Regions from separate parts of the Homo sapiens genome. Here region 1 is linked to region 2. The links are chromatin loops, found by intact Hi-C in ENCODE. Cell type or tissue: heart right ventricle. All regions are shown on one strand. Links, peaks and the distances in the headings refer to the core of each region. The heading gives the core; the rest is flanking DNA.

The links. Peaks named below come from ENCODE experiments on the same cell type or tissue, not always from the same donor. Only the 100,000 strongest peaks of a DNase experiment are listed, where the experiment ranks them.
Region 1: a loop joins it to region 2, with 19 times the contacts of the local background. A loop is called at or near these places in 92 of 110 quality-filtered maps.

The regions. Positions count from the first base shown.
Region 1 is chr1:204,986,535-204,991,718 of GRCh38, reverse strand. It overlaps NFASC (neurofascin), which reads right to left. Exons shown (of 30, transcript NM_001005388.3): 22 at 4,179-4,301; 23 at 2,913-3,086; 24 at 413-427. Among named protein-coding and RNA genes, the nearest start is that of CNTN2, 54 kb to the left of the region's middle. RefSeq lists an enhancer at 1,995-2,084. In heart right ventricle, for the core only: a CTCF peak has its summit at 2,233 (motif pointing left); a DNase peak (open chromatin) is centred at 2,248; H3K27me3 peaks cover 602 bases.
Region 2 is chr1:205,253,877-205,259,060 of GRCh38, reverse strand. All of the region lies in intron 2 of TMCC2 (transmembrane and coiled-coil domain family 2), which reads right to left. Among named protein-coding and RNA genes, the nearest start is that of TMCC2-AS1, 19 kb to the right of the region's middle. RefSeq lists an enhancer at 1,219-1,728. In heart right ventricle, for the core only: a CTCF peak has its summit at 2,703 (motif pointing right); a DNase peak (open chromatin) is centred at 2,720; H3K27ac peaks cover 1,007 bases.

The DNA of each region.
Region 1 (5,184 bases), core at 364-4,363, 270 kb after region 2:
CCCTGCTCCTGCTGCAGCGCGCCTTCTAGGGCCACAGCTGGGGACACTGCTCTGAGCTGTCAAGCCCAGGCAAGGACTCAGGTGGTTAACGGGAAGTAATCTACTCAGTGTCAGAATGAAACTGCAGCTCCAGAGAGCAGGTCAGGGCCGGTGTGTGTGTGACCCCTGCTGAGCCATTCTCCTACTCAGCAGGGGGCAAATAGTTTGGGAAGGGGGGAAAGTGGGCTTGCTCTCCTCTGGTCCCATCCTCCACACACATCCCTCTTGACAGTCTGGCTTCCCAACCACTGAAAGGGTGAGTCTGGAGCATGCTTTCAGCCTGAGCCTCTCCCTCCTTGTCCGCCCTGGCTGGGCTGGGCTCCGCCTGCGCTGCCCCATGCCATGCCCATTACCTCCGCGGCTGGTACGGTACCTGCGGTTGGAGTAGCTTCAGAACACAGCGCCCAAGATGGCCAGACAGAGGGAGAAAGGATGGAAAAGGGAAGAGAAAACAGAGCACAAGTGAGACCACAGGACAAGGAAAGCAGGGAAGGTTCCAGCCCAAACCTTATGCAGACGGCGTGGCCAGGTGCTGGCTGCTGGCCTGAGGATGCCAACTGGCATTCAGGGTTCACGGTCAACTCCACCTGAGTCAGGCATGTTCCTACAGAAACCTTTCCACCTGGGCCTTGGAGACCTTTCTAACACACTGTTTCTACCTCGATTCAAGGACTGGACATCTAAAAGGTGGCTGCAGGGACAGTCCACTCAGAGCATTATGTTCCCAGCTCTGTCCTCAACAGCATGTCCTGCTCTGGCTAGGTTGGCATGACCTTTGAGCAGGCTGGGTGACGCTCCATGATGCCAGGAATTGAGGGGATAAGGAGTAGGTGGTGTGGGAGGACACCAACTCCAGTCAAAAGGATGGTTCCTGTCTTTGGGGGAAGATGCTGAATAGTGGGATGGATAGGAGAGAGGGAGCATGTTCAGCTGCACCCACTCCACACCATCGCAACCTTGGAAGGCGGGAACTTTGAAGGATGGAGCCTGGAGCCCCTCTCCTGGTATTCCGTCACTCCAATTCTTCCCCTCCAGTTGGACTTTATGAAGTTAGAAACCCAAGTTTGGACTGAGAGCCCTTTCTTTTTTCTTTCTTTTTCTTTTTTTTTTTTTTTTGGACTGAGAGCCCTAAGTGAAATTCTTGAATTTTCTGCAAAGCCCTAAGTTAAGAAAAAAGCCTCTATTTGTCCTTTTGTCCCCTGGGGCTGCAGAACATTCTCTGTGGTGGTTACTGGGGCTGGACAATAGGGCTTTGTTATCTGATGTTCTGTATTGGGGTGCACATAGGGAGGGAAGAAGGGGCTCTCTTTATCTATCTATTTGCAGAATTGAGTAATCAAGAAAGTGCATCATGGCCTGGCCTGGCCTGGCCTTTGGTGACAGACACACATCAGCCACTAACCTAAGTCCCCCTGCCCTAATAAACTTCCCGAGTGCCCAGGGGCTTGGGAGAGTGCAGAAGAGCACAGCAGGAGGGAGAGCTGGTTGTGTGACTCACTCCTGGTTTCTGAGACCAGAGAGGGATGCAGAGCGGGCTGTCAGCCTTTCTCTGCTTCTGCCTGGCCCCTCTTCTCCTGCCTCAGCGCTGGTCTACTGGCTAGAGTGGTGGGCTGGGGAAGGATGTGGGCAGCTTGTGAAGCTGCCTGGGATCCCGGGGTGACGCAGCGGGCCTGGTAGCCCCAGAGAAGGCAGCACTGATGCTCTCCTGGAATGCGGGTAGGGGTGGTATTCAGAAGACCCCGTCTGGGCCTGGGCCAGGCCACGGGACCTGACCCTTCTGTGGAAAGCACCAGACACGATGACTTGTCAGCTTCCAGAGTGCCCACTCACATCACCTCTTCTCTGGAGTCTTCCCGTGAAGACTGAATCCCCTTCTCTGCCCAGCCACTGCGCCCCCTCATTTAGACATGCAATTAGATATTCTTATAGATGACTCCCCCTCTAGATGGTGTGAGCTTCTTGTTACCTTTGTATATCCCTTGTGTGTGGCAGTGTCTGGCACCTCACATTGTGGGTACTCAAGAAATGGCTGTTGAATAGACCATTGTATCTCTGGAGACACACGGGGGTCCCCAGCCTTTCCCAGAGGGTGTGCCAGTATTGAGGCTTTTGCAGCCTTGCCTCCTCGAGAGGTCCCAGACTGCACATTCCCCTGATGCCAGTGCGTGTGCGGGTGAGCCTGGAGCCCCCTCTAGTGGAGTCCTCAGGCAGGTGCAGCTCTGGTGGGGCTGAAATGCTGCCAGATGACGCCTGGACCCAGGTGATGAACTCATTTGCTCTTTGTGAAGCTGGCTTGGCAAATGGCTGTTTCCTAACTCCTCCTCCTCTCTGCAGCCTGACAACGCATCCAATTCAGGCTGCAAGGAAGGACCACATTCTCTGCTCTACTCATGATGCCAGTAACAGCGTCATCCTGACGGTTTCCCCTACCTCCTTGAACCCATGTGCCTTCGAAGAAAGAAGGTTGTCCCCAGAGCCCTCATGGGAGCACTCACAATCATATTCCTGCCTCCCTCAAGAGGTGAACACTCACTGTTCTTTGGAGTTCATTATGATTTCTCTCATTTCTCAACTCATGCTCTCTTCCTTATTCCTCTACAAGAAGGAAAGATGATAGATGTCAAGTGACTGAGCAAGTCAGGGCAAGTGGGGACCCAGGTGTGACCACAGTGGTCCAAGGAGAGCTGAGCTCCAGATACAATGCCAGCACCTACCTCTCACACATAAGATGGGTTCTCACCTTCCGAGGGCTTGAGGACTTGCAAGTCTCATTTCCTCTCCATCCCAGGCAGCCAGCTACAGATCTCAGTGTTTCTCTAGGCCTCGGAATTAGCTGGGACCTTTTACCCCAGGGGCTGCTGCCATGCACCTACCTTCATTCGGGGGTGCTGGTGACTCCTCTGTGACGGCTTCCCCAGAGCCCACCTGCGTCCTGGCGCTGAGGGTAAAGCGGTAGCGTGACACGGGGTCCGTTCTTTGCACCGTGAACTTGGTCTGATTGGGAGAGAAGTTTTCCACTATCTGCTTTCCTACTTTGGTCCCGTTAACTGGGGAGAGAGAGGTAAGTGGAATTAAACTTTAGCAACATTTATTGATGGGTTATATAATCTGCAAGCTGGAGGAAGAACACTTTCCTGACTTTGCTGGAAAGGGAAATGATGGCACCTGCCTGGTGATCTTAAAGGCTTGGTTCAAAGGCAGAACACTCGGCAAGAACTCCCTCCGGGCTCTTTGATTACACCCAGGGTTAATCCTTCTTCACTGATCCTGTTGTCTCTAGCTCACTGCAGAGTTATGTGGCTGATTCAGAAAGATTCCGTTTATATTCTTAAGCCCTTTCAACAAGGACAAAACTCTTCACTTTCTTTCTTCCTTTCAAACAGAACTAGGACAACGCCACTAGGCCTTTTGATTCTTAATGCCTCCTTTGTAAAGTGCCTATTCAATGGACCTCAAAGGGTGAAAGGGTCTGGTCCAGAGATCAATTCAGAACAGCATACAAGCACAGAGTTGGCTATTAAAATTGCTAACAACACAACATTTGGCTCTTTGAGTTTCCTAACGAGGTACGTTACCTACTTTTGAAGGCCTAAAGTGTTTCAAATGTAATGGCACTCCTGTCCCTGCATGGTGATGCTGAGCTCTTGAGGTGGGGTCTTTCCAACCCAGGCTCCTGATTCGGGTCACCCCACAGTCACCGGGCAGCTCTACATGCAGCTGCCTTATCATAAATGACATCTTGTCAAGGGGTGTCCTGACTGTGGACTCCTGTGAGTATACTATCTACCCCATCAGGTGGAAGCTCCAGAGCTTGAGGAACTCTCTCTCCTAGACTCTGTACGTGTTGGAGACTACAAAAGATCCCTAAAGGCATGGCTGTCTGCTTCATTAGACTGGAGGTCCCTTTGTCTCATCAGTGAGACTAGAAGCTCCCTGCAGGCAGAACTATGAAAGGAGAGCAGGGATTGAGTCCCATCTGCCTCCCCTAATCCTATTGGGAACTGTTTCGTTGGCCCCTCCATCCCTCCACAATGCCATCTGCACCCACAGGCTTTCTACCTTGAGTCCTTAGGAAAAGTGGTGAGAATGGGGTTTCTGGTTCCCAGATTATCTAAGAGAAAGGGAAGGGCAGAACGTACAGGCCACATATTTGAGAGTGTATCCAATCATGATCCCATTTGGATGCTCAGGATGATCCCATTCCAGGTTGATTGTCTCCAGGTTGGGCTGCCGGACTCGGAAACGCCTAGGGGCACTGGGTACTTGGGGAAGGAGGAGAGAGCAGGGGAGATGAGGGGGAGGGGGCAGGGAGGATGAGGAAAACACAAAAAACAAAGCACAAGTATGAAGGCATTGACCTCTGGACAACCCCCATGCTCGACACTGCTAAACTGAAGCCTGGGAGAACCGTGAGACGACCGGAGCCCATTGCCCCATCCAGGATGCTATTTCCTTCAGGTCTGAGGACAAACATAGCTCAGACTCTGCTATTTAAGAGAGGAAGAAGTAAATCAGGTTTTCTTCTAGCAACTACTCTGGATTCAGCACATGTTAGGCTCTGATTCTGCAAAGATACCTCGAAATTGGGCAGAGCCATTCCTAGGTAGAGAACCACTTACAGCTGTTTTGTACAGAGGCTGCAGTTCCCTATCCTCAGATAAGGATTCTCATCACTGGGTCCAGGCAGCAGGCCCAGGCTTCTGAGCTGAGAATGTTGGGTTCAGGGGTAAGGAGACAGAAAGCCAGGGTGGAACATCCGGAAGAGGTGGGAGGGTGGGAGTGTTGGGGAGAGGCCAATGATGAAAACCAAACCAAGGGGAGGGAAAGACAGGGATAAAGAGAACAAGAGGGAAGAACAGAGGACAGGAGGAAGAGAAGAGGAAAAATGGGGAAAATAACAATTAAAGAGGGAGGGAGGAGAAACGGAGGAGGATGAAACAGATGCAAAGCAGATAAAAGAAGACTGGCAAGAACAAGGAGATGAACCAGGAACTTTGCAGTCATCTGTTAATTCATGAACTTGAATTTATGTGAAACAAAAAATAGGGGTTTTGACCCCAGGGCCATGTGAAACCATAGGCCTGCAGAAGGCGGGGCTATACTTGGGTATCCCTCTGCAGAGCCACCGCACACACAGGCCGACTA
Region 2 (5,184 bases), core at 670-4,669:
GAACACCGCTCCTGGGAGCAAGGTCTGGGCTCCCAGTGGGTCAGAGCCCAGCAGGCGAGTGCGGCCCCGGGGCTGGCAGGCCTGGGTGACTCAGCAGAGATGCTTCAATCTGCTGACTGCTGCCCCGTGACTCTGATTTCAGTGGCCCTCTCGGGATAAAGAACGCTCAGATTCCCTTTTTCTACCCATTCTCAGATGGAAGGGGAGGTCAACCAGACTAGGATGGAGAGGAAAGCCTACAGCCAGCTAAAATCCTTCAACCCAAAGAGGTCATGTGACCTTACGGTAAAGTTGGGAGAGAAGGAACTTGAAATTTCTTGTACCAACCCAACATTCCAGCAAGAGCAGGGTGGAAAAATTATTCCAACCCTTGGTCCTGAAGTCAGAGGCTTTCCCCATTCCATTTTTTCAACTCAGCAGGAATAGCCCGGTGGGGCTGGTGGCTCTCTGCCTTCCTGGTGAGGATATGTGGGTAACAGGAAGCTGCTCACTCCAGCTCTGGATGTGTCATCACAGCTGACCCGGGTGCTCCCAGGTGGGCAAAGGGGTGGGGGTGGAGAAAGAGCCTACCTATCGGTTTAATTGGTGCCTGGGAGCCTAAGCGGCTTTTCTCAAGAGGGCAGGCACCACGTGCTCAGACACTGAATGGGACACATGTGGGGCAGTATGGACCTGAGTCAGTTCACCATGGGCACAAGGGGGTGACAAAACCCCTGTAGCAAGGCCCCAGCTGCCACATGGGGGATTCGAAGGGCAGAGCATGCCCTCAGTAGCTTTAAAAGGCATCTCGCTCTACTACAAGGGGATTTCAGGTGCAAACTACCGAGAGACAAGGAAAGTCACTCACTCATCCTTTCAAGCAGCAACTACTCATCTCCAGGCAGTGCAGAGCCAGCTGCCTATTATCAGCTGACACCAGGTAGAGGCTTCCACCTGCCACCTCCTGTGGCCAGCAAGTTCTTCCTCCTGCCCTGACCCTAAGGGCTACTCTCTTGTCCTGGTGGAGACATCCCTCTCATCTAACCCTTGGCTTCTAGCCCCTTCCATTAGGGCCACCCCTCAGTTCTGATGAAAACTACATCCTCCCCTCAGTGTCTGCCCTGTGGAGAACAAAGCCCTTTTGTCCAGTAAATGTCCTGCACCCTCCTCGTCTCCTCACACCCACAGATCCCAGTTGGGGCCCCGAGCTCCCCTCTCATATTCAGGTCTTCTCCATTGTCCATCCTCTGAATTCCCTAAAAACTCTCAGTACCCAAACATTTTACTCCTTATGGCCTCTCCCACTGTCTCCCTGGGGTCAGCACTCACTGGACCTTCACAGTCCCCATTCCTGTCACTGTTTCTTCACAGACACAAGCGACCACAACCAGGAACACCCCTCCACTTAATAAGGTGCCTGGGCCCCAGCTGAAGTGCCACATAGCCACAGCTTCTGGAGGCATCTCTGCCAGGGTTCACCTGCCTTCCTGCACAGGGCGCCCACATCCAACCCCAGGGGCTCTCCCAGCATTTGGCAGCCTAAGGCTCCTCCCTTCTCCCACCCACAAACAGTTCTCTATACCTGGAGGAGAGCTCCCTGAGAGACTGGAGTGTAAGCACAGCCCACCTGACTAACTGCAGAACAGGCCTTTTCCCATCCCCCAACTCCACCCCGCCCGGTGAAATTCTCTCCTTCCACCCACCAGACGCCTCACCTGTGTGGGCACTGTTTCCCGAAGCCGTGCCGGCGATGAGGTACCCGGGGCTCTGAGGCCCCAGCTGTCTGCGGACTGTGTCAGGCCCCCGGGGTCACAGACCCTGGGCAGCACTGGGCTGCGAGCAGGTGTGCCTGAGTTCCCAGACTCTGCAGCCGCCATCTCCAGACTGAGGCACAGCCTGGGGATTAGGGGCGGATTGCTCTAGGAGATTTCCCCCTCCCCTGGGGCTCACGGGCTGCTCCTTCCCATCTGGCAGGAGACAGGGAGGATCACCGAGCGCGGGAGGACCGAGCTCTGATGAGATGCCCCTCCACAAGTCCAGCTGTTCCACTGTGAGTTGTGTGCATAAGGACACCCAGGTGTGACAGGCATCAATGAGGAGGGGTGGGGGTGGGGGGCAAAGGGGGTTGAAAGGGATGTGCACGAGGACACATGACATGTGCACCTGCATCCTTCAACCACCCAGAAGACAGGCACTCCACCTCACCCCTCCCATCTCACAGAAATGCCTCCCATGATCAGAAGCTCCTCTCACAAACAGAGCAGTCTCATGGATTCGGAATGGAAGTGAGCCTCCCAGCCAGCCTTCCAGGATAGCGAAGAGCTCTCCAAAGCCAAAAAAGACTAGAGCCTGGAGGGGGGCTCCCTGGCAGATCCTAACACAGCCAGCTCCAGCCAGAGTCCTCTCCTCCTCTCCCTGCTGCCCTGCCCGTTGGCTTAAGGCACCATCACTTCCAAGGCAGTTTCTCTACTCCAATAACCACCTGGAGGAAGCTGACAGCAGCCAGCCTCACCAGGGGAATTCTTCTGCCCTGAGATCCTGTCCCAGAAATCCAGTCTCTGCCCTGGACACCAATGGCCACTTCTGCACTAGCTTCTGCTTCCCAGTCTCTGCCAGCATTGCCCTGGCAAAAACACCCAAGATAAAGCACAGATGGGAAACTCACAGCAGTCTCTTCCTCCTTGGACTTCATCTTGACAGTGCCAGCAGGAAATTCTGTGAGTGGCCAGCAGAGGGGGACAGAGGTCCACAGCTGAGGACAATGAGCAGTGAGCAGTGTCACCGGCTGGCCAGCTGAGTCCTGGGGCCTGCTGGATCTCTCTAATGGCAGCTTCTCACAGCAGAACTGTCGTTCAGAAAGACATGGATTCTGCACCCACTTGAGTCTGGTGAGGAACTCCAGGCTTAAATACTGATGGCCGACACGCGTCACGTTGATTGGGTAGTCCCAAATTCAAGAAGGTGTGAAGAGATAAGGGCCCAGTGCTATCTCTGGGAGCCAGTGCCAGGGCTTGCAGGCCAAAATCACTGAGATCAGGAGTCCTCATACCCTGGGCTCATGGAAACTATACAAACATTTGTGGTTGGCTGATGACTTGGGGTTTGTGAAGAAGCCTGGCAAAGCATATTACATAGGTCCCAATTTCTGGGGCCAGCTCTGACCTGTAGGGCCAGGGAACACTTCTGGCAGCTCCCCTACTTCTGCAAATGATCCCCCTCCTATGGTACTGGATCTTGACTTTATATTTTCGCACCAAGCACTGTTCTTGCATAAGGGTTATTTGTAAATAGGTCTTATGCCCCTATTAAATGATAAGGCAGGGATCAGATCTTATGTTCATCTGGACCATTCACTGTGCCTAGCATAAGACTGATCCTCCCTCAATACTGACATCGTAAAACAATGAAATGATCTACCTCATTTAGCTGCCATGAAAGGCAGTCCAGCCACTGCAGTTCTGTCTCAGGTAGAAACAAAGACAGCTTGGTCTTCTCATACTCAAGATACCCCTTCTTTTTTCACTTTTTGAGATGGAGTTTTGCCCTGTCACCAGGCTGGAATGCATTGACGCGATCTTGGCTCACTGCAACCTCCACCTCCTGGGTTCAACCGATTCTCCTGCTTCAGTCTCCCAAGTAGCTGGGACTACAGGCGTGCACCACCACGCCCAGCTAATTTTTGTATTTTTAGTACAGAGACGAGGTTTCACCACGTTGGCCAGGATGGTCTTGATCTCTTGACCTCGTGATCCACCCGCCTCAGCCTCCCAAAATGCTGGGATTACAGGCATGAGCCACTGCACCCGGCCAAGATACCCCTTCTCTGCCCGCTCCAGGCTAGGCCCCACCAAGCTAGGATTTTTTTTTTTTTTTTTTTTTGAGACAGGATCTTGCTCTGTCACCCAGACTGGAGTGCAGTGGCACGATCACACCTCACTACAGCCTTGACCTCCCAGGCTCAAGCAATCCTCCCACCTCAACCACCTAAGTAGCTAGGACTACTGGTGTGCACCACCATGTCTAGCTAGTTTTTGCAGAGATGGGGTTTCACCATGTTGCTCAGGCTGACCTTGAACTCCTGGGCACAAACGATCCACCTGCCTTGGCCTCCCAAAGTGCTGGGATTACAGGTGTGAGCCACCATGCCCAGCCCAAGCTAACATTTTAAACTTTTTCTTATTAAGCAGAGGAAAAGGAAGAGAAGGCAGTGGCAGCAGGAGACAGGTGGGGAGGGGCCGAGTGAGCTGAGAGCCCTGGGGTTCACTCTGCATGGTAGGTCTCTCTGTGCTTCCCGGGATCAGGAGGGCTCAGAAGCAACAGAAAGAGTTTCCTGCAAGGCCATGCTGCACCACCAGAATGAACTGGGGAGAGCTGCCCCCAACACAGGCACCTGGCAGCTCCCTAATGGAAGGTTATAGCTCCACTCCAAGAGCAGCTTACCCATCAGCACAATAACTGAACAGCAGGAAAACAGGGGTTCAGGAGGGAACCAATAGTTCACTAGGAGAAAAGTAGCAAACAAGAACCAGGGAGATGTCTGCCAGGCAAGCTAGCAGCAGAGCAATGCTTTTCTAAGCCTGCTCGTCTTTATACATGAGACGTGTTCCCAAATCTGCCAAGGATGCAGAGCTTCCTGTGGTGGGGGTGGGGAACAGATAGCCCAAAGCATGGTGGCATGGTGGGAAAGGCCCTGTAGAGCCCTGGGCGTGAGACTCACTTCCATGCTTTCTAAGTGACCTTGGTCAAGTCACTGTAGGCGCTGAGACTGTTTCCACAAATGTGATGGGAGGACGGCGTAAAGACAGGGGGTTAAGGTGAATGTGTCTGGCAGGAAGATGTGCCAGAGCTGGGCTCGCTGGGCACTGGATGAGCCTTTCAGTGGCCCACAGAGTGCTTGGGAGTCAGAAGACCTGGTCTAAAATCCACACCCTGCCACTTGCTAGCTGTGCGGCTTCCATGTTCTGTCCGTGCCGCTTCACAACTGTGAGGAGGCAGGAGCAACTACAAAGCAGCAGCTTGGACGAGGCGGCCTTGGAGAGTGAGACCAGTGGCATCAGGAGATGGAGGAGAGGGTGAATGAGCCAAGCCTTGGAGACTCTGTGCAGCTGAGTCTCACTTCTCCTAGCTGCAAATGGTACATAGGACCATTATCTCCCAGGGCCCTCGTGCAAACACATGGCACTTTCTAAGTTTTACTGAAATAGG